2 separate regions of the Homo sapiens genome follow, and region 2 is linked to region 1. Evidence: read pairs that join two places in POLR2A ChIA-PET (ENCODE). Cell type or tissue: K562. All regions are shown on one strand. Links, peaks and the distances in the headings refer to the core of each region. The heading gives the core; the rest is flanking DNA.

Region 1 (9,393 bases), core at 2,593-6,592:
CCCTGCGGGGGGGGTCTTAGCAACCCCCCTTTTTTTTAAATTATACTTTAAGTTCTAGGGTACATGTGCACAACGTGCAGGTTTGTTACGTTTGTATACAGGTGCCATGTTGGTGTGCCGCACCTATTAACTCGTCATTTACATTAGGTATATCTCCTAATGCTATCCCTCCCCCTCCCCCCACCCCACGACAGGCCCCAGTGTGTGATATTCCCCATCCTGTGTCCAAGTGTTCTCATTGTTCAGTTCCCACCTATGAGTGAGAACATGCAGTGTTGGTTTTCTGTCCTTGCGATAGTTTGCTCAGAATGATGGTTTCCAGCTTCATCCATGTCCCTACAAAGGACATGAACTCATCCTTTTTTATGGCTGCATAGTATTCCATGGTGTATATGTGCCACATTTTCTTAATCCAGTCTATCATTGATGGACCTTTGATCAACCCACTTTTGCAGATGGGGACACTTAAGGTCAGAGTGGTGTGCCACTGGCCTGCAGCTGCACAGCCTCCAGGCGTCCAGGCCCTGCTCTCAGCCGCTGCATCCCTGCGCCCCTTGCTTGGGGCTGAGAGGCCTGACCCTAACCATCTGCATGACCACGGCGGCGCCACTGCTTCTTGGTCCTCAGTTTCCGTATCTGGAAAGAGGAGCATGATCTGCCTCCGTGGGCCGCTGTGAGGATGGGGCATGTGTGTGTCATCATGAAGTGTGAAGTCTGCTGACTTCCTGCCCTAGAGCCTCAGCTCCCATGTGGGCTTCTCCAGCCTATCCTCTGAACCCCTCAGGAGGGCTCCCTCCACCCAGATGATGATTATCAGGGAGATCACCTCCTTTAATCACCCACCCAAGGGTCTCGAGGGCCTGCGTGATCATTCCTTCCCCTCTCCTCCTGAGCACAGACACTTAAGGCTCAGAGAGGCCTAGAGGCCCACCCGAGGTCACACAGCAAACAGGTGGCAAAGTGAGCCCTGCCCCGCTGCCCCTCCACACTGCATCTCCTGTCTTTGCCATCGTGCCCCACTAGTGTGGCTCGGGAGGGGCGGGCTGACCCTCCAGTGGTGGCACCGACAGGAGACAGTACCCCTCTTGACCGTGTTTCCAGACAGCAGTGCTGTGGCTTCTCCACTGTGGATGCCACTGGGGAAACCTCGAGGCTTTGCCACCCTTCACATTCTAGGGGCCCCTCCTGGCCCCTGAAGTGTTCCCTCTCTGCCTCTTCTGGAGGAGGAGGCGACCTTCCAGGTCTGGTTTCCGGGCCCAGGAGCGATGGCCTGCCCTGGCCCTCAAACCCAGCCCCCAGGGTGGTTCCTCTCATCTCTGTGTCCCCGTGGGGCTGGAGGAAATGGTTCTCATTCCTGCATGTGAACGACGCCCTCTCCCGACTCTGGGCAGGTCCTTGCCCTCTGTGCTCAGGGGACTCATGGGCCGGGGTGGGGACCCGGAGCCCCGTGTGCTCACTGGGGGCGCCTGGCCTGCCGAGCCCCCGCATGGCCCCTTTGTGCTCTGTGAGTTGGATAATGGGCGGCATTCTCAGACGTCCAGTCATGGGTCTGGGCCCGTGAAAGGACCCGGGCAGCTCCACACTGAGGCCTCTGTCCAGCAGAAGCCTCAGAGGGGCAGGGCCGCCGCGGGGGCCCCCACCCACATTCCCTGGCTGCCATCTCCAGGCGACAACCGCCTGAGTGGGCTGGGAGGCAGGCGCTCCCTGCACAGACAGTAGGTGCTTAATGACCACATCCCCAATGACAGGAGCTACAAGGAGCAGGGAAAGCCGAGGGCTGATGAGGACTGGGCGTTGTGTGGGTTGAGCACCTTCTGTGTGTTAAACATTTGCCAGCCAGTCCTTATAAAAGCCATCAAACAGCTGTGCTGCTGACCCCATTTGATAGGTGCATAAATTGAGGCTCAGGAGATGAGGCCCTGGTCCTGGATTTGAACCGGTGTCTGTCTGACCATGACTAATCCAGTGGATGTTGAGTGAGAACCTACTGTTTGCCTTAGGGACACAACAGTGACCACACCCCGTGGCAGGAGGGCTGAGGGAATACACAGGGGCAGATCAGACAGCCAGGCCAGCAGGAGCACATGGGGCGGGCTTATGGCCGTGTACAACGTCACTGAGAATCCAGGATGAAGGCCGTCTTCACAAGGGAGGGACTGTGAGGCCCACCTACAGAGGAGGGGACTGAGGCCCCACAGGAAGCAACTTGCCTGGGGCCACCGAGCCGCCCAAGTTGGAGCTGGGATTTTCACTGAGGTCTGGCTGTTCCCTGTTCTCCAGGGGTGGAGCCCAGTGAGGGGCAGGTGGCACCCCAGTCGAGGCTGTGGAGTCATCATCCTGTGGCCCTGGATCTGGGTTCAGATCCCAGCCTCGTGCTGCCTGTGTGACAGGTGAGTCTCTTCCCCACTCCAGGCCTCCATTCCCACACCTGTGTAATGGGTATGACAGCCACTGCCTCTGCAGACTGTGGGGATGAAATGAGGTCATCCCTGTAGGACATTTAGCCAGCCCCTGACTCATGGCAAATAGTCAGTGACATTTGCTTCCAATCATTGGAGGGGGAGGCGTTGCTGCTCCCACTATCCCCCAGCTCTGACTTCCCAGTGCTTCCCTGCCCTGCCCTCGGGATGGACGGAGCAGGCCTGGCTCGTGTTTTATCAGATGCACACAGGCCAGCTCTTCTGCCCCCGCCCCCGTCAGGGCTTCACATCAAGACCCTTCCTGCCCCCTCCAGACCTGCACCCTCCTCTGGACCTCAATTTCCTCTTCTGCAAAATGAGATGAGGCCTCTGGCTTCCAATAGAGTTGGCTGATCAAGTTTGGTCTTTGCTGACAGCAGGGGCTGGGTCTTTCCTCAGTGGCTCCCTGGAGTCTGTCACTTAGTGGGTGCTCCCCCAGGTACCTCAGCCTCCTCAGTGCCCCCCGACCCCCACCCCTGCAGAGCAAGTGCATGAGCTTATGCTTCATAGCAGGTACCAAAACAACGGACACTTCTAGTGCCCTTCTATGGGCTAGGCCCAGTTCTAAACACCTTGCATATATTAATGTATTTAAACCTCACAATAACCCTACCGTGAACATACCTATTTACAGGTAGGGAAACTGAGGCAGGAGGTGAGGTGACTTGCCTGAGGTCACCAGCTAGTACGTGGTAGAACCTGGATTCCAGATTCCTTGTTCTTTTTTTTTTTTTTTTTTTTTGAGACGGGGTCTTACTCTGTCGCCCAGGCTGGAGTTAAGTGGTGCGATCTCAGCTCTGCAACCTCTGCCTCCTGGGTGCAAGCGATTCTCCTGCCTCAGCCTCCCGAGTAGCTGGGATTACAGGCACACACCACCACGCCCGACTAATTTTTGTATTTTTAGTAGAGACAGGGTTTTGCCATGTTGGTCAGGCTGGTTTCGAACTCCTGACCTCGTGATCTGCCTGCCTCGGCCTCCCAAAGTGCTGGGATTACAGGTGTGAGCCACCGCACCCGGCCTGAGTCCTGTTCTTAATGAACTTGAGTCTCCATGGCCCCAGGCCCCAGTGCCAATGGGCCCCAAGGGGTTCTCTTAAGTCTTGGGCTGGCACATACACCCCACTTCAGACCCGTTTCCACCCTGTAAGGCTTCCTGGCTCCCTTTATGCCCCAGTAAACTTCTGAGAACTGTTTTCTCACCTTCCATGCTTCCTGAGAGACCTGGCTGGGAATGAAGCCATCCTTGGAAGCCTCAGGGAGGCCGGGCAGGTGTGAGCTAAAATCCAGGTGAGCCTGCTTCCCGACCAGGCCTTTCCCTTCCAGTGGCCCCAACCTCACCACTTGGTTCCAGCCAACTCAGTGGGGACTGACAAGGCCCCACTCATCTTTTGAAACTGCTGCTGGGTCTGGAGAAGGAAGGGCTGCCTGCAGCAGGGTGAGTGCCTGTCACGAGTATGCAAGCTGCAGACCCTAGACATGGCCCCACCTCGGACCAGCTGCACGATTCTGAGAGCCCACTCCGACCAAGCACTTGCTGTGTGCCGAGCACACTCCACACTGGCACAATCCCAACCGCTCTAGGATGGGGCAGTGGAGGGGCCCTCACCCATACGGTCACACACAGGGCGTACAGGAGAGGCTGGCATGGGTGAGCAGGGTCCCGGAATACTGTGGTCTTACTGGTCTGATGGCCTACATGAGCCCCTAGAGAGAACCCAGTGTCCAGAAAAGGTGTTTCCTCTCTTGTTTTCTGAGTGAACTTTTTGTATCCCTCAAGACCCAACCCAATTTCACCTTCTCTGGAAAGTCTTTCCTAGTGAACTCCTAGGCCTCCCTCAAGACCTAGTCTAAAGACCTTCTGAGAAGACTTCCTTGAGCCTCAAAGCAGTATTAGGAGTTCCTCCACCCACTTAGAGCTCCTCCTATCAAACCTCATATCACCCAGTGCGAGGGCACGTGACTTCCCCAGTGCACTGGGAGCGCTTCCAGGGTGGAACACACGATCACTACTAATAAATGTTGGGCTGGGCAGATGGCTGCCAGCACCACCCCAGGACATGCCCCCCCAGCAGGCAGGATGGTCATGTTGGCTGCTGGAGACCCCCTCCCTGGGCAGTGCCAGGCAGATGCTGCCAAAGCGACCTCCCTGTCCCCACTGTCCATTGGCCCTACTGACTGCCCCTCATAAGAGCAGGCCACATCAGCCCTCCTGCACCTCCTGCCTCATCTGGGACACCCACTGGCCCTCAAGGTGACCGTTCACACCTGATTCCTGGTGGAGTTCTGAGGGTCCTGTCCCTCATCTCATGACACACAAGCAAAACCCTGGGCGGAATAGAACACTGAGGGTCATTCTTCTCCCTCCCTCCCTCCCTCCCTCCCTTCTTCCTTCCTTTCTCCTTCCTTCAGAAAGAACCCTTAACTAAGCACCTACTATGTGCCAGGCACTGGGATATCATAGTGAGCCCACAAGCATGGTCCTTGTCTTCAGCCCTACCCCAGGGGGCAAATAATCTTTAACCAAATAACTCAAATAATTACACAACCACAAAGAGCCACCCATCTTACAAAGGAGCCATACCAGGTGGTTCTGGAAAAGTTTCTCCCAAGGGGACTCCAGCCCATCTTCCTCGGGCCCCTGGGGCTGAGATCTGCAGGATGCAGCAGAGTCAGGAGGGTGAAGAGAGCCTTCCAGGCAGGGCACAGCAAGGGCGGAGCCCTGGAGGACAGAGGCCCGTGTGGGCAGAGCAGAGGAGGGTGAGAGGCGAGCAGAGGAGGGTGAGAGGCCAGCAGCAGGCTGGTGGAGGATCCAGGGCTCGTTCTTGGGGGTGTTAACTTTGAGAGGGTCCCAACCACCAGCCCAGCCTCTGGGCACAGGGGCTCCACTGGGTGCGGGTTCCCCTTGGCAGCCACCACAGGGATTGTTTATCTGTGCACGCTCACAGAAGTGGAAGCTGCCACCCCAGGCTGATGGCTCTGAAGGGGGAAGAACCTTCCCAGAGCTGTCCAGGAAGGGCAGGGGCCACAGCACATGGGCCGCAGCACACTGGCCCAGCTCCCAGCCACCAAGAGAGAGGCATTAGGGGTCCCGCCCTGTAGTGAGCTTCTTGCACAGCCTGTACCAGCCTGTGAAAGCCCCTGTCTCAGGGATACCCCATTGTGTGTGTGCATGTGGGCATGAGGGGGTGGTCTGTGCAAAGATGGGGTGCCGTGCATGTGAGGAGGGGTATAATGTGTGTTCGTGTGCATGGGGTGCATATTGGGGTCACATGCACACACATGGGAATTCCTGGTATGTGGTGGAGGTGGCTGTACAAGCCAAGGTCTGCATGGGCAACAGGCTGATGGAGTGGACTTGCACGAGGGCTGTGGCTGGGAGCCAAGGCCTGCCGGGGCCCAGGGTCTGTGGTTCACGCTGGGGATTTGGGCCTTGGAGGCTATCGGGACCTTTTCTGTCAGGGCCTCTGACAGGTCCTGATGCCCTGTGGCTGAATGAGGGCTTCTTCATGAAACATGCGATTTTATAGTCAATCTCCAAGAGCCAGATCTCTGCTTTGGAGGCCTCGGCCTGACCTTGGGTGGCCCTGGATGATCCAGTCTCTGATCTGAGGTGGTCTAGCCTCCAACCTTGAGTGGTCCAGCTTCTGGCCTTGGGGGGATCAGCCCTTAAGCTAGGGCAGCCCAGCCTGTGAGTAACACTCACTCTGGATTTCCCTGGCCAGAGTCCTCTCTGCGGAGGAACTTGGGACCAGTTCTTTAGGGAGTTTTGGGTGACATCATCCCTCCTTACTCAAGAGCAGCCTTACGAGAACGACAGCTGGGTATCTCGGGATGAGCCACCCTCTTTCCCCTGTGGCTTCCCCTGTGACTTCCCCACTCCTACTTAGACTCTGAGTCCTGAAGGCCCAGAAGTCCCCGAGTCCCCTTGTCAGTGTGGGATTCAGTCCTACCAGGCCCCTGAACTTCCCTCCTGCCTTCTCCCCCTGGATAAGTCTCCTGGTGTCTCCAAGATTTGGATCTGGCTGCTCCTCTTCCAGGCAGCCTTCTCAGCTCTCACAGGCTGGGTTAGGCTTCCTCCTCCTCTACCCCCACAGTACCCTGGACTCCCACCATCCAAGCACCCACACCAGGTGATGCTGTCTCTGTTGCTCTGGCTCCTCTGCCAACCAGGAGGCATCTGAAGAGCTAAGTCTTTTGGGAACATACCTATGTCCCCCCATCACTAGGCAGAAGGTTAAACTCTAAGCAGGCTCACGAGAGTGAATGAACACATGAAGGAACAAATGAGAGAGGAGATGAATGAACGTCCTCCCAACATCTTCTGGGCTGGTGCCCACTCCTGTGTAGCCTCCAGGGCAGCCAACGGGGAGGCAGCTTTGACCTTCTCCCCTGGCCTCCTGCGGTATCCCCACCTGCCACTCACCCACCTGTCAGGGAAGGTGGCTACCCACACCCTGGCCCGAGAAGGGTTTGTGTCTCTAAAATACAGGTTTTCCAGGGAGGACGTGACTTAGCTGGGATGAGATGTACAGGACAGTCATGCCAGTCTCACCTCCATTCCCCCAGCTCACAGCCCCTGGCGGGCAGGAGGAGGCACTTTGGGGTCCCCATGCAACATAGGAGGCTGTGGAGCCAGAAGGATCTGGGTTCAAATCCAGCTTTGCCCCTCTGCACGGTGGGACCTTGGACAGAGCCTTTTTCCCATCTGCAAGTCTGGGGTGAGGCTGCACCTTGGCGGCTCACAGGAGCCCAGTCATCCCTGGCACAGCCCCCAGGGCATGGCTGAATCAAGACTACGAGGTCTGAGGTGGAAACATACTTTTGGAGTCAATGCAGCTAATGCTTCCTGAGGCCACTGTGAGGACCCTGACAGGCACCCTCAGTGAGATGGGGGCCGAGGAGGGTGCTGGGCTGGGAGCTGTTGTCTCAGCACATGGCGGGAGATGCTGTGGGAGGGGGAGGCAGAGGCAGGAGACCCCAGGGAAGGCAGGTGAGACAACCATGAGGGTGGTCAGGCAGAGGAGGGCATCCTTTCACCAACAAGTCCTGCGGCCTTGGGGGTGGCAGCTCCTGGGGCCTTCTGAGCCCACGTCAGTGTCTTCCTCGATCCCTTGTAAGTTGTAGATGGTGTTCTGTCACCCGCGGCCTGCCGCCCACCCCAATGTGTGTCCCCCAAAATGTGAATGGGGGGCTGTGGCAGTGGCAGGGCTAGAGGCTCAAATGCAAGTAAGTGTCCTAAACCGAGGCTGAGATCCCCCACAGTCCCACCCTGCATGTCCCCAGTCCACCACCCCACCCAGCTGCCCAAGGCAGAACCCGGGAGGCACCTGGATGCCCCGTCCCTTCCTCCCACCTGTCCAGAGGTTGCTTCCCAATCACCCCTGCTTAGACTCTGAGTACTAAAGGCCCAGAAGTCCCCGAGTCCCCTAGTCAGTTTGTCCCTTTTAGCCCCAAGACTACTGTACCCGTCTGAGCCGTCACCTCCCGCCTGGACCTCCCCTCCCACTTCCTCTCTCTGCTGCCCTCCTCCCTTCCTCTCCTCAAATCACTTTTCCTGTGGGACATTTTCAAGCTGCAAATCTGGTTGTGTTGTTTTTCTCCAACTTCAAGTCCTGCAAACGCTCTCAGGGTAAAGCCAGGTCCCTTAGCCCAGGTTCCCATCTCCATGGCGGCCCCACCCACTCCAGTCATACCTGCGCTCCTACTGCCTCCCACCAGGCCTTCGTCATTACCGTCCCCCTCGCCTGCGACCACCTGTACTTCCCCCCAGCCCATAAACACCCCATGCATCCGGCTCAGCTCAAGGGTCCTCCGGCTGAGGGCTGCACCCCGCCTGCCCCGGTGGCTCAGCCGTCCTCATGTGCTCTGCACGGCAGCTGTGTCGTTTGATTAACGTCTGCAGATGGCACAGGGCAGGGTCCTCCTCTGTCCCGTCCACCGCTGGGACCTGAGGGCCAGACACTGCAGGCGGATGCTCCTCCACCTGTGAGCACAGGGTGGGGGTAGAGCCCCCGGCCTGTCCCACCATCCAGGGGAGGCTATTTCCAGCTCCCAGAAGTAGGAAGTGAGTCAGAACAGGGGCAGGCGGCCGCCGGCACTATGGGCGAGACGGCTGAGACCTGCACAGAAGGCTGGACCACCACCCAGGGTGGCAGGAAGGAGGCCTAGAGGAAGAGGATAGGAGGGAAGACCCTCTCCCCAGCAAAACAGGCAGCCCTGTGGGGCCCCTGCGGAAGCCGGTTTCGTCAGCACAGATGCAGCCACCAGGCCCATTGTCCTGCCACACCTGGGGCCCACCAGGAACAGCCTCCAGCCCAAACCCTCCAACCCAGTGGACACCCGTCCTGGGCCACTGCACAGGCCGGGCCTGCTGTGATCTCATTCACTGTCCACATGAGCACATGAGCAGAGGCTCTCCCTGGCCCCGTTTTCCAGAAGGCCAAAGAGAGGCCTTGAACCCAGCTCTGTGTGGTCATGGAGATCTCTCTGGCTTCTAAGCCTCAGGGGGTACAGGAGGCCCAGGGGACTCCAAAACTGCTCCAGAGGCAGCCACCACCAAGTCTGGAGCAGGCTCAGGGAAGGGGGCACAGACCTGCCAGGCCAAGGTTCTAGTCCTGGCTCAGTCTCTATCTGAAAACAGGGCCAGCCAGGTTCCCCTTCCCCGCCAGGCCTCAATTTCCCCATCCTCACTCGAGAGGCTTGGCTGGGCAGACTGAGTCAAAGCCAGGGGCTGCCTGGGCAGGGGGCTCAGGGGAGTCTCTGGGGACCAGGGTCCCTCTTCTTCCCTGCATCACAACCCGGGGCTCCAGGGACCCCAAGGATAGAATTGGCCGGGCAGCAGGGGAGCAGCACCCAGGGAGCCTCCATCCCAGAAAAGAGGCGGTGCAGGCCAGCCACGGGCAGCCCAGCTCAGGGGCACCTTCACATCCTCAGC
Region 2 (9,393 bases), core at 3,640-7,639, 58 kb after region 1:
AGCCTCCCAAAGTGCTACGATTACAGGCGTGAGCCACTGCGCCTGGCCAGCAAGACCCTGACTCTTAAAAAAAAAAAAAAAAAAAAAAAGACTTCAATTTGTAGAAAAATTTTATTTATGTGAAAGCATTCAAAGATCAACAAAATTAGATGAATATGTTTACTGTATAAAGCCATATATAATGGAGGGGAAATCTCTATCTGCTTTATACAGGGAATTATTGGAACAACAAAAATAAAGTACAATAGTTGTGACTTTTCCACTCCCTTTTTTGGGGAAAAAAAGGGCTTTCTTTCTTCAAGATTGTGTTTTAAGGAAAAGTCATTCTAAAACTGAAATGGGAAAACAAAACAAGTCAGATTACGTAGTATGTCTTCTCCTTGCCTCCTGGTTTTAACTCTCTTTTTGAAAATTCAAGTTTTCTTCGTTCTGTCTTCATTCCATAAAACTAGTCATTTACCTACTAGAAAGAACCCAAAGTGCAATGAAAGAAATGCACTGCTCATTACCTCCTAAATGGCTTGAACTTAATTCTTCTAATGAGGTGTTAATGAGCAGCTAACGTTCTGTCCTATTATGTCTCCGACTTACACTAAATGGATTCAAAGGTGGCTCCTGAGAGACCTGTTTCTGATTTTCTCATATCTTGACTTTCTACATCTTGACATGAAGACATAACAAGCTCTATATGAATTTTAAGCTCTGGGGCAATTTAAAAACTACAAGGTATCCATTCAAAATAGAGGAGTTGACGGGGTATGGTGACTCATACCTGTAATCCCAGCACTTTGGGAGGCCAAGGAGGGCAGATCACTGGAGCCCAGAAGTTCAAGACCAGCCTGGGCAATATAGTGAGACCTTGTCTCTACAAAAGAATTAAAAAACGAGCCAAGCGTGGTGGTGCACACCTGTAGTCCCAGCTACTCAGGAGGTTGAGATGGGAGGATCACTTGAGCCCAGGAGGTCGAGGCTGCAGTGAGCCAAGATCGCACCACTGCACTCCAGCATGGGCAATAAAGTGAGACTCTGTCTCAAAACCAATGTAAAACAAAAAATAGAGGAGTCAAAGTAGGCAGTTTTGTGTGGTTTTAAAAATTTTTTTAACTGACTGTGGAATGTCTTCATGTTCTAAGTGGGGTTAACAGCATCTGTTCCCCTAACATCAGTAGAGCACTATGGGGCCAGGCACTGAGCTATGTGCTTTAACCAAATAATTTCACTTAAATATCACAATAATCTTATAAAGAACTATTACTATTTCTATGTTAGGGATGTGGAAACCAAGACTTAAGAGAACTGAAGAAACTTGCCCAGGTTTTCAAGGTTAGTAAGGGGAAGAACTGGAATTTGAACTTGGGAGTTAGGTTTAATATGGTACAAAGACACAGGTGTTTTACTTTTAGAGTTCATTTGAATATCTGTTATATCACTTATTGAATAAGATACTGTCTTCTCAGTATACTTAAGAATTTATTTTTATTTTCATTTGACACGGAGTTTTGCTCTTGTTGCCCAGGCTGGAGTGTGATGGCACGATCTCGGCTCACTGCAACCTCTGCCTCCTGGGTTCAAGTGATTCTCCTGTCTCAGACTCCTGAGTAGCTGGGATTACAGGCATGCGCCACCATGCCCAGCTAATTTTGTATTTTTAGTAGAGACAAGGTTTCTCCATGTTGGTCAGGCTGGTCTCAAGCTTCTGACCTTGGGTGGTCCACCCACCTCAGCTTCCCAAACTGCTGGGATTACAGGCGTGAGCCACTGTGCCCAGCCATACTAAAGAATTTATAAAACACTTAAATAAAAATAGTAATGTACAGTATCTGCTTTTAGAACTTTATTTCTCCCTCCCACACTCACTTCTCTGGTCTTCTCCCTTGAAGTCTTAAGTTAGAATTGAAGAACAGAAGAGTAAGAAAAGAGGCAGGCTGAATTACTGATTAGAGTTTTCACCATCTGAAACGAACTTGCTGCTGTAACTCTTCTTAGAGATAATTTATACATGTGAACAATTTGTTTCAGACCCTAAGATTACCTTATAAAAGCAAACTTTTAAAAACACATTTTTAAAAGGTGAAAAGGATATTAAAAGATTATCTGTTCAACTCCTGATGTTACAGTAGAAGTACTGAGGATTTTCTCTAGTTAATAATCGGGACAGGGCCAGAACCCAGGTCCTTCAAGGCCTAACTTGACCTGTAGCTCCCATAAGACTAGTCCTCAATTTGCAGCATTAGGTGGCCTGTCTCTGGCTAACAAAGTTTGGATGTATCCTTAGAAAAAAATTTTTTTTTTTTTTTGAGACGGAGTTTCGCTCTTGTTGCCGAGGCTGGAACACAATGGTGAGATCTCGGCTCACCGCAACCTCCACCTCCTGGGTTCAAGCGACTCTCCTGCCTCAGCCTCCTGAGTAGCTGGGATTACAGGCATGCACCACCACACCCGGCTAATTTTGTATTTTTAGTAGAGATGGGATTTCTCCAGACGAGAATATTATTTCTCTCTGCGTGTGAAGGTAACAAGGAGAAAGGACACATATTCAGAGTATAGCCAAGAGTGGTCTAATATGAATATGTAGTGTAATATTAAACACAAAAACGAGACCAGCTTCTACCCTTAACAGAGACTATGATTCAAAGCACTTAACCCTTTGAGAATTTTCTAACTCTTGTAGAACCATTTCATGTTTAAGTCCACTCTCATTCAAACACTTGTCAATTCATAATAAAGGTAACATTCTTATTTGGATTTGTTTGCAGTCTAATCTTTCTATACCAAGTTGCCCAGATATGTGTGTTTAAGGCCAAATACCTATAGAAGTCACTACATTTTGCTTGGGTGATATCTTTGATATCTACACAGTTCTAAGAATTACAGATCTTTTGAATTCAATGTAGTACAGTTACAGGCTGCAATGACTGTGTAGTTTTATAATTATAAATAAATAGGTGAAATACTTTAGAAAGCTTGGACTTCATTTTAAAGTTCTAAACTGGCACGAAAGACTGGAGAGTTACAGCAATGCTTCATCAGGAACTCATGTGGATGTCTTATGACATACCGAAAGTGCTCTGGACACTCTAGAGAAAGATAAAGACTTTTAAAAGCCATTTCCCCATATCTAAAGGGAGGGGAACCCTACACAAATAATTTCAGATATTAATTCCATGTGACTTACCTATATCGCTCCTCCTGTAAGGTCTGCATTATTAAGGAATAGTCCCTCTGATAATGTTCCTTGAGAGTCTCAAAGGATTCCTCTAGTCTGGCCTGGGTTTCCCGGATCTCCTGGATCTCATGTAGTAGTGCATCAAATCCTGAGCTCTGCATGTCCAGGGTGTTTGTTTTGGAGCTGGATGCTCCTACAGCGATGCCCCCTGTGGTGCTGTTGGCTCCCACTGAGCCTGAAGTGGCACTAGAACAATCTTCTTCACTACCATATTTTGGGCTAGACTGAAAGTTTGAAATCACTCCCAAAGCCTTCCCCGCATCATCCACTTGCCCTTCCTCTAAAGAGTCCTTCAGGTTGGGGATGTTGTCTGCACTGCCAAATTTGTTCCGAATGAGTGAGGCAATCTCTCTGGGCTTTGAGACTACAGCGCCTGCTGCTGAATGGGTGGCCTGGGAGAAGCTGGAAAACCCACCTTTGACACTATCCACCACACCTTCACTGAAGCCAGTCACCTTTGCTCCTACATCCTTCAGACCCTGGTGCATGTCCCTGAAGACATCCTTTGGCTGCCGGGGGATCCCATTCTGCTCTACCTCTCTGAGCTTCCTGTGGTAGTGCTCAAGTTTCTTTTGCAGCTGGAGGATAGTTTGGGCAGATTTCTGGTTCTTCTTCTCAAAGACTTGCTTGATGCGGGCAGCCTGCTGTTTGTCTGCACTGTTGGCAAGCTTCAAGTATTCAGCAACGTTGTCGTCCCGGGCTGTTTGTGCAATCTTGATTTGTTCTGTGAGCTTCAGGATCTTCTGCTGCAGGTGAGCAATGGCAGCCTTTGTGCGCTGAGGGTCTGGTGTTCCATCCACAGAGTCTGTGTGGATGCTGCCATCGGTACTGGAGGCCACTGCACTGGATGTTTGGGCAAGGCTGCTTACTTCCAACCGTTCGATCTAGTGTAAAAACAAGAGGTACATGTTAGAAGCCCAAGAGGACTACGTCTTCAAAATCAATGGGCCAAAATGTATTGGAAATGTGTCTACTCTCAAATCTCAGTAGATAACTGACCTATAATTCCCCCTTGTCCTATGCCAGCCCTGTCTCCCTCTTACATACTGCCCTCATACAAGTATACTTTAAGCAAAACAGATATATGAAAAAAGATCTGCACAAGATATAAGCTGGGGGATTCTTCCTTTGCTAGAGGATTTTTCAGTGTTTCTTCACACAATAACACTCCCTTAGTGGGTTTAAAGTATGAATTAATTCACTTTCTTTACACATAATTTTTATTCAGAAGAACATCTATGTAAAACAAGTTGCATCTGCATTTCAATATAATTATATGAAAACCCTTTTGGTGTTCAGACATCACTGTAATTCTGATCCACACTTATAGATTATGGTCACCTAAATGTGTCGGCAAGAATAGGTATGTTACTGGCTAGATATAAAAATGCAATTTTTATCATAATGATTTTTATCCAAATCATGTCAAGGGTGATGGATCATTCTATATATTCTAAGGATATTTAAGTGGCAGCTGGAGATGGTTGGAGGCAAGATGGGAAAGTAACTGCTGAAAGTGGCAAAGATGAATGTTACCAAATCAAAGGTGATAACCTTGAGCAAGAAAACTTGAAAACTCAGGGACAGGAACAGTAAGAGCTAAGTTAACAAGTCAGGGACAAGGATCAGGTCTTTCGGAGCCCATATTTTGTGACCTTTATCCAGTAAAAGGTTTTTGTTAGGCAAGGGACTCCAAAGCACGTATACTTAATCCTTTCATGTGGGTGAGAACCATTCAAAGGAGTTGAAGAAAAAGACAAGATACTCAGATTTAAAAGCATAAATGTTCACTCTTCAACATAGTTAGCTAAATTTGGGGAGGTCAAGTTTCCCAAATTCAGGACAAAAAAATCCTTCAGTAGGTCATCCCTGGGTGTGGCTTGTGGTGGTGAATTTGAATAGGTCCCAAAGAAGAAGGCTCTAGAAACTGTTCTTGGCCAGGCACAGTGGCTCACGTCTATATTCCCAGTGCTTTGGGAGGTCAAAGGAGAAGGATCACTTGAGGCCAAGAGTTTAAGACCACCCTGGGCAACATAGTGAGACCCCCTCTCTACACATTTTTTTTTTAAATTACACAGTTATGGTGGCACACACCCATAGTTCCAGCTAGTAGGGAAGCTGAGGTGGGAGGATCACTTGAGCCCAGTAGTTCCAGGCTGCAGTGAGCTATGACTGCACCACTGCACTCCAGTCTGAGTGACAGAGCGAGACCCTGTCTCTAAAAATAAAAAAACAAACCTGCTCTCTGTTAAGCAGTAACAGAGTAATGAGTAATGAGTAATAAAATAACCTTCTTAGGGTAATAAAAATCCCCAGTATAAGTGCCAAATTACAATCCTTTTCTTGGTTCCCATCTTAATCTGTACCAGGTAACAATTTGCTAGAAAGAACTATATACAAGATCACCTTCTTCCTCATATTTTCATGACAATAATGCACCAAGTTTGAAATATTTATGAAACGCCAATAATTAACCTAGGGATAACATCTTCTTTTTTTCATCTGGGATGTATTACCTCAGTTTGCCATCTGAGCAGGAGCTATGCTGATCTCTGAGCCATAAAACACATTTAGTTCATTATTGAATTCAATATATTACCATTGATGTGAATAAAAACACTACCTTCTTTCTAGATGAACAAATGAGAAATACTGTGCATTTAAATAAAATCAAAAGAGAATTTAATACTGAAATTAATGACAAAATAACGTTATGCACCACTAGTGAATAAAAGAGAATATCTGGAATAGTTACTAGCACAATAACTGTTTTGTGTCACTTCCTCCTTCTGCCCAATTCATCTTTTGGTGCATGCTAACAAGCAGTGGAATGGACAGACGCAGCACAAGGGAGGAGCAGCCAGAGTTCCAGATAAGCAAGGTGCCAAGAGTTGCAACAAGAGCTCCTGGAAATCCACTTTATTCAGTGCCCAATGTCTTCTAGGTTGCACAGGGTTCCAATTGTTGCATTTTCTTTCTGAATGAGATTTCAGATCCTTGACCTTGATGAGTATTTATGTTTAATAATTAAGCTCAAAATATACCACAATATAAAGGAAAGCAAATATAAGAATGTCACTAGATCCAAGACTCTAAGCTTCTGCATGCTCTAGTTATCTCTCTCTTAGGTTCTCTGATATTAATATGAATATTTACATGCAATCTGTAGACTAAAGAAGTGTAGCTATGGCCAGGCACAGTGGCTCACACCTGTAATCTCAGCACTTTGGGAGGCCAAGGCGGGAGGATCGCTTGAGCCCAGGAGTTTGGGAACAGCCTGGGCAACATGGGGAAACCCCATCTCTACAGAAAAATTAAAAATTAGCTGGGCATGGTGGCACATGCCTGGAGTCCCAGCTGCTCAGGAGGCTGAGGTGGGAGGATAGCTTGAACCTGGGAAGCAGAGGTTGCAGTGAGCCATGATTGTATTTGATTATATCTCTAAAATGAAAAAAAAAAAAAATCTCTACACTAAACTTTCAACATACAGTCATATGCTGCATAATGACATTTCGGTCAATGATGGACTGCATATACAACAGTGGTTCCATAAGACTATAATACCAGATTTTTACTGTACCTTTTCTGTTTAGCTATGTTTAGATATGCAAACACTACTGTGGTACACTGCCTACAGTATTCAGTACAGTAACCTGCTGTACAGGTTTGTAGCCTAGAAACAATAGGCTATACCACATAGCCCAGGCGTTATACCATCTAGGTTTGTGTAAGCACACTCAGCGATGTTTGCACTTTGACAAAACTCCCTAAATGCATTCCTCAGAATGTATCCCCATATTTACAAGTGATCACATTTTAGATGTGATTTTATTTCCTTATGTAGTAACTGAAGAAATAAACTAGGCTGTCTTTAATCTGACTTCCGTCCTACTTGGGCTGTTTGGAGCCATAGTGTGTCCTGGCTCCTACTCAGAATCATCAACATGCCTGCAAGAGTATAGCTGATAGAACCCAACGTCTTCAGCCTCTAAAAAAACTAACCCATAGCTTCAGCAGTAAGGTAGTTTAACACCTGAAACCATGAATCACTGGACTACTGGAACTCCTCCCAATTCTAGCAGAAACAATTTTTTTAAAGGAGGGAGAAAATGGGAAATAAGGGGAGGGGAAGAGAGGAGAATGATGGAGTGAAAGAAAGGGAAGGAGAGAGGAAAAAACCAGAGGAGAGGAAGAAGAAGAGTGGGGTGCAGAGGGAGAGTAAAGGAGGAAAGAAAGAGAAAGTTACATTGGACTACAGAATCACAGGACAGGGGAGGAAAACAGTCGTGATATACTCTGAGTTAGGAACAAAGTCCTTAAAGGGGAATTCCATGCTCTAGGCATTAATACTTAGCACTTAGCTATGAGTTTTGAAGGCACCAACTGAAAAGTGGTTCCCTTTTTCAACAGCCTTTGCTGGCATATTAGGCTGTTCATATACAACAACATAAAATTAGATTTCTCTTCTTTTTTTTTTGAGACAGAGTTTTGCTTTTGTTGCCCAGGCTGAAGTGCAAAGGCGCGACGTCAGCTCACTGCAACCTCTGCCTCCTGGCTTCAAGCGATTCTCCTGCCTCTTCCTGAGTAGCTGGGATTACAGGCGCACGCCACCACACCCAGCTATTTTTTTTGCATTTTTAGTAGAGACGGGGTTTCACCATGTTGCCCAGGCTGGTCTTGAATTCCTGACCCCCAGTGATCTGCCCGCCTCCCAAAGTGCTGGGATTATAGGCGTGAGCCACTGTGCCCGGCCATAAAATTAGGTTTCTAACTCACTCCAGATAGACAATTAAATCCCAAATGTAAAAGGCAAAATTTAAAAACCTTTCAAAGGCAGCACTGCAAAATAAGGAAGGCTTTTCTTAAATATACAAGGAAAGGCACAAATCCAACAAACAAGATTGAGTCTGGCTCCATATAGTACAGTAGTGAAGCATGGATTCTGGCATAAATGGCTTGGGTTCAAATCTGGCTTTGCTACTAGCAAGTTATTTAGACAAGTTACTTAACCTCCGCATCCATTTCATCAACTGTACTAATGCTCACTTTAGAAGACAATTATGAGGATGAAATGGGTCAACAAATATAAAAGGGCTTAGAACAATACCTGGCACTGAGTAAGTTGTTAGCACTGTTTTTGTACCATGAAAGTGGTTCTTTTAAAAAATTTAAATGTTAAGAGTTCCTAGAATATATTCCCGTCCAAGATCTTTCCACATTTCAGGCATGAACAAGAGATACGTAAAGAGTGAACCAAAGGAATAATGTAATTCAACATTACAATAAAAGTAATATAGTCACCTATGCTAGATATAGTTGGCCTCGTGGCTATACACTTGGCTAGCTAACCTTCCAATCTTAAAAACAACATTACAGGCTAGGCGCAGTGGCTCACGCCTGTAATCTCAGCACTTTGAGAGGCCGAGGCAGGCGGATCACGAGGTCAGGAGATCGAGACCATCCTGGCTAACACGGTGAAACCCCATCTCTACTAAAAATACAAAAAATTAGCTGGGCGTGGTGGCGGGTGCCTGTAGTCCCAGCTACTCAGGAGGCTGAGGCAGGAGAATGGCGTGAACCTGGGAGGCACAGCTTGCAGTGAGCCGAGATCGCGCCACTGCACTCCAGCCTGGGCGACAGAGCGAGACTCTGTCTCAAAAAAAAAAAAAAAAAAAAAAAAATTACAGATGTTGTTATCACTAATTTACAAATGACTTGATTGCCTCCCACCACCAGTTATTACAAGGCAGGATGAGGAAAGCAGCAGCAGTCCCAGCTACTCAACAGGGTGTCTTTTTCTGACCATATCCTGAGGGGCTTTTGTACTCTCCTGTCAGAGTCCAGAGCATCAGTGCAGCAAATACTGCCCATTCACAGCTGATATTAGAATTTGTAATTAATTTGTATAGAAAAAGGTAAAAATCAGTCAGTTAAATATATTTTGACTGTTTATTATATGCAAGGCAATGCGCTAAAAAGCTAGGGATATGGTCAGAAGCCACAATTCTGATCTGTTGCTGTAACAGACTATGCTGCTTTGTCTGCATTGTATCTCTTAATATTAAGAGATAGTTTGTCAGACTTAAATTTATCTATTAACTGATCTGAATTAATTGACAGAAAACAACCCAAGAGAAAATCTAAACAGCAACACCTCAACATAATCA

What was found. Peaks named below come from ENCODE experiments on the same cell type or tissue, not always from the same donor. Only the 100,000 strongest peaks of a DNase experiment are listed, where the experiment ranks them.
Region 2: POLR2A ChIA-PET joins it to region 1 with 5 read pairs; 8 of 35 experiments call an interaction of 5 or more read pairs at or near these places.

Annotation. Positions count from the first base shown.
Region 1 is chr3:129,610,660-129,620,052 of GRCh38, forward strand. LOC124909431 (a long non-coding RNA gene) reads right to left here and starts at 5,142. Exons shown (of 2, transcript XR_007096079.1): 1 at 5,041-5,142. RefSeq lists enhancers at 1,111-2,033, 2,034-2,955, 4,267-4,561. In K562, for the core only: no CTCF peak of the experiment used is centred there; a DNase peak (open chromatin) is centred at 4,392.
Region 2 is chr3:129,667,155-129,676,547 of GRCh38, forward strand. It overlaps TMCC1 (transmembrane and coiled-coil domain family 1), which reads right to left. Exons shown (of 7, transcript NM_001017395.5): 5 at 3,176-4,110. Among named protein-coding and RNA genes, the nearest start is that of PLXND1, 65 kb to the left of the region's middle. In K562, for the core only: no CTCF peak of the experiment used is centred there; no DNase peak of the experiment used is centred there.